Regions from separate parts of the Homo sapiens genome. Here region 1 is linked to region 2. The links are chromatin loops, found by intact Hi-C in ENCODE. Cell type or tissue: B cell. All regions are shown on one strand.

The links. Peaks named below come from ENCODE experiments on the same cell type or tissue, not always from the same donor. Only the 100,000 strongest peaks of a DNase experiment are listed, where the experiment ranks them.
Region 1: a loop joins it to region 2, with 16 times the contacts of the local background. A loop is called at or near these places in 18 of 110 quality-filtered maps.

The regions. Positions count from the first base shown.
Region 1 is chr12:24,990,466-24,992,965 of GRCh38, forward strand. No RefSeq gene overlaps it. Among named protein-coding and RNA genes, the nearest start is that of LINC02909, 5.7 kb to the right of the region's middle. In B cell, CTCF peaks have their summits at 1,246 (motif pointing right) and 1,446; a DNase peak (open chromatin) is centred at 1,216.
Region 2 is chr12:25,154,289-25,156,788 of GRCh38, forward strand. It overlaps DNAI7 (dynein axonemal intermediate chain 7), which reads right to left. Exons shown (of 16, transcript NM_018272.5): 5 at 1,023-1,124; 6 at 31-168. Among named protein-coding and RNA genes, the nearest start is that of DNAI7, 40 kb to the right of the region's middle. In B cell, CTCF peaks have their summits at 952 (motif pointing left) and 1,153; a DNase peak (open chromatin) is centred at 993; H3K4me3 peaks cover 747 bases; H3K27ac peaks cover 2,078 bases.

The DNA of each region.
Region 1 (2,500 bases), 160 kb before region 2:
TAATTTTCCCCTGGCATTAGTGCTCCGCCCTCATTTCCTGCCACTCTCCCCTGTATTCAGGTCACTCCAGCCCCGCTGACCTCCTTGCTGTTTCTTGGCCATGTCAGGCACACTTGCACCTCAGGTCCTTTGCATCTGCCCTTCCTTCTGCCTGAATACATTTCCTCAAGTGTCCTCTCCCCAGTTCCTTCACTTCCTCAGGTCTTTACTCAAATATGCCTCCTGGAGAGCCCTTCCTGGGCTACCCTGTCTACAACTGCAAACCTCCCACCAAACTCATTCTTTGTATTTTTATATTTTCCTTTGGCATTTATCAGCCCATAACATGCTATATTTTTTGGCCTATTATGTTAATTTTCTGTCTCCCCCTGTGAAAAGTAAGCTGTATGAGAGCAGGAAGTTTGTCTGTTTTGTTCACTGTTTATCCTTAGCACTACAACATGCCTGATCCTACCAAGTACTCAGTATTTGTTGAATGAATGAATTATAATGGTGATGGGCATGATGAAAATAGGCAGACAGACAAGGCAAACATATACAATAATGCTTACTTTTATACACATTGGTGACAATTGTCAGTTGCAACTATTGTTAAAAAGTTATTTTATCCTCAATGTTCCTACATCATCAAAATAGAGTTCTGCACCCAGACAAGAGTTAAGGCACTAGAATTGAGGACTGCTACCAAAATGTGTGATTTTTGTAACTTAAAAAAGTCCCCACAGTGATATTTTAAATATTATGCTACCAAATATTATCATTCTTTTTTTTTTTTTTTTTTTTTTTTGAGACAGGGTCTCGCTCTGTTACCCAGGCTCAAGTGCAGTGACACAATCACAGCTGACTGCAGCCTTGACCTCCTCTGGCTCAAGCAATCCTCCCACCTCAGCCTCCTGAGTAGCTGAGACTACAGGCATGCACCCACCATGCCTGGCTAATTTTTATATTTCTAAGTAGAGGTGGGGGTTTCGCCATGTTGCACAGACTGGTCTCGAACTCCTGAGCTCAAGCGATCCACCTGCCTCAGCTTTCCAAAAGTGCTGGGATTACAGCCATGAGCCACTGTGCCCGGACTTCTTTTAAAAAAAAAAAAATCTTTCTTATGATACACAATTTGAGCTCACGAACCAGTAATCACAACATTGAGAATAAGATAAATCATAGGTAGGTTTATTAATGACTTCCAACTACTTACCAGCAGAGGGTGCTACTTATCCATATTTTCACACGTATAAAGCGTGTTTCGCTGAACTAACAGGCAGGCTTCAATACTGTAAATGACATTATCTTACAAATCTGTATTATGTGATAATGAATCAGCCACCCAAACATAAACATAATACCTTCAGTTTTAAAAATCTATATTTTTCTTGCCTTTATTTGTGAATTTAAATAGATGATACTGTACATGAATATGGTACAAAAATGTACAGAAATAATTAACTCTTTCTTCTATCCCAGTCCTCTAGTTCCTCAATTTTCTCTTCCAAGGTTATCATTGTCTCCAGTTTCTTCTGTATTTATGTGTATGTCTGTTATGTTTTGTGTTTGTATTGTATGTGTTTTTTGTTTTGTTTTGTATTTTAAATCAGAAATGCTATAAGTGCTATTCTTCAGCTTAGGGTTGATTTATAAACAAGCCCATAATTTTGGGATTCCATATCAGTACTTATAGAACATCTTTCTTTTAAACAGCTATATTTTATTCCAGTGTGTAAATAAACAGAAATTTATGTAACCAGTCCTCTGTTGATAGATGGTAAGGTTATTTTAAATATTTTGCCTTTCCAAACATTAGTAAATTAGTGTATTTTTACATTTATCTTTGTAAATATGTGCAAGTATATTTGTAGGGTAATTTCTTAGGGAAAATTGGGTAGCCATCTGAAAAATAATGAAGGTATAGTTTCATCTCTCTATACAAAGATAAATTCCAAATATATTAAATCAAAGACACTAGAGAAAAACAGAGGAGAATGTCTTTATGATTTTTGAGTCACGAAAGCTTTCTAAGGCTAACACGAACTCAGAAGGTATAAGAAAGAAGATTGAAATTTGACTGCACATTTTTAAAAATCTGTGTGGCAAAAACACCATAAACAAAAAACACAAATAACACCTGGTGAAAATGTATTTGTAACACATCCTACAAAGAACTAAATCTTGTAATATGTAAAGAGCTTTTGTGTATTGATAAAATCAAGCCCCATTCAAAAATGACCAAAGCATACAAATAAAACATAGAAATGGAAATACAAATGGCTTTAAACACATGAAACCATATTCATAAGGAAAGAAATCACAAATTACACTGTTTTTTGGTCTTTTTTTTTTTCCTTTTTGTGGAGAATGGGGGGGGGGTCTCACTATATCACCCAGGCAGGTCTTGAACTCAAGCTATCCTCCTGCCTCTGCCTCCCTAAATGCTGGGATTACAGGTGTGAGTCACCATGCCTCTTGAGAAATGCATATTAAAATAATGAGATGCTATATTTCACCT
Region 2 (2,500 bases):
CAGTTTATAGGAAAATGCATAAATACCTACATTTAGCACTACTTTACTCTTCTCAATCACTTCCTCAAAAGTCTCATTTGTTTTCTCTTTCCACAAACTAATAAACGTGTTCATTTCTTGGGCTACTGAAGGATCAGGACTCCCATCACATTGAATGTAGTGCTTCCACTGTGGAATAAAAATGTTTAAAGGTTCACATTGATGAAGATTCAACCAAAGATTAAATGACTTCTTTTTTGAAGGTGAATTTTTATAACCTAGTTTAACCAACTTAGATAAAAACATGATGGCTTTAACCAGTAACTTGAGAGAGCTCTAAAATAACCAAGTTCTTCTTTATCCAAGTAACTTCTAATCCTTAATATTCAGATACATAGAAGCACTAAAATACTTTCACATTTTTATTTTTAAAGCATTATTTATAAGTAGTTTTGTTTTGCTTAGTTTTCCTCTCTAATCATAGAGCTGCTTATTTGCAAAGGCCAACACTTAGGCTAATTTCTACTTCCCAAGTTATTACTAATGTCTAGTTGCCACTGGCATTTTAGTAGAAGGCCTTCCATTCATTTTGTAGTTTATGCAAATTTCACATTTGTAATCATATTGTACTGTACTTAGAATTTTTCACTTGATTATACCACAATCTTTAGCCATATTATAATAGTTTTTCATTTTTCTCCTGATATTCACCTATATTATTTCCAAAGTTATGCAGTTTTGAGCAAGACTAGATTGCCTTAAGCACAAAGCTTTTACGTTTTAATTTAGCATAATTTCCCTAAGTATACATTCCCAGCAATTGAGTCAGAGTCAAAGAATATAAACATTTCAAGGACATTATTACTGACAAATAGCTTTCTACAAAGTTATGTTAGTTTACTTTGCCATAAGCAATCAATTTGTCAGATGAGAGGGTTTTTTAAAACAGAAAAATTTAGTTTCTTTTCTTGGCATCAAAATTGGACTACACCTCCCTCTTGTGGTGACAAAGGTATTAGCTAAAAAAGAGAAATCAGTCCTACCTGAGAAAGCAATTTAGTTTCCTGTTTCAATTTCTCTGCTTCAGGAAAACACCTCTCTAATAAATAAAGTTCTTCAAGTTCTTCATTTCTCCTTTCTAGATCCTGTTGCACAAGGACAGATACATTGATCAGCTCTTTAATTTTAACTTTATGTTTCACAAGTAGCATCTAAAACTGACGTGGCTAAATATATAACTGCAGTTTCAAAATGAATATTAAAATTAGTTTGAATATAACTGATATCTCCAAAAGGTTTCATCTGAAACAGTGGCTTACAAAGTGTGATCTACAGACTCTTGATGGGTACCTAAAACCTGGGATCTGTGAGGTCAAATCTATTTCCATAATAATACTAACATTATTTGACTTTTTCATCGTGTATCTATTTGCACTGATTGTGCAAGATGGTGTGAAAGTGCTGATGTCTTAGCACAGATCAGACAGTGACCCCAAACTGTACTACTTCTAGGGGGAGAGGTGAAGGGAAGGAGCCAGCTTCACAAAAGAATGCCCGGATGGATGGGTGCAGTGGCTCACGCCTGTAATCCCAGCACTTTGGGAGGCTGAGGCAGGCGGATCACTTGAGGTCAGGAGTTCGAGACCAGCCAACATGGTGAAACACCATCTCGACCAAAAATACAAAAATTAGCCGGGTATGGTGGCGTGTGCCTGTAATCCCAGCTACTCAGGAGGCTGAAGGGGGAGAACTGCTTGACCCTGGAGGCAGAGGTTCCACTAACCCAAGATCGCGCAACCGCACTCCAGCCTGGATGACAGGGCAAGACTCTAAATCACGTTACAAAAAAAAAAAAGAATGCCCTGATGAAGAGGTGAAAATTATTAATTGTATTAAATCTGAACCCTAAGTACATGTCTTTTTAATAGCCTGTTGGATAAAATGGGAAGTCAGCATAAAGCTCTTCTGCTGCATATCGAATGACAATACTGTCTTGAGAAATATCACTTGTGCAATTATTTGACTAATTTGGTAGACATTCTCTCAAAAATGAATGAATGGAGTGTGTCACTTCAAGGATACAACTCAAAATATCTGTTGCCAATGACAAAATTCAAGCTGTCAGGCAAAAATTCAAATTTTAGAAAACTTGTATCTATCACTGTAAGCTTGAAAGTATTCCGATCTTTAAAAACTTCTGATTTGGGCCTGGCGTGGTGGCTCACATCTGTAATCTCAGCACTTTGGGAGACAGAGGTGCATGGATCACAAGGTCAGGAGAGTTCGAGATCAGCCTGGCCCCATCTCTATTAAAAATACGAAAATTAGCCGGGCGCGGTGGCGGGTGCCTGTAATCTCTGCTACTCGGGAGGCTAAGGCAGGAGAATCGCCTGAACCTGGGACGTGGAGGTTGCAGTGAGCCGAGATTATGCCATTGCACTCTAGCCTGGGTGACAGAACAAGACTCTGTCTCAAAAAAAAAATGAAAAAATCTTCTGATTTGGTTGGTGATTATACTAAT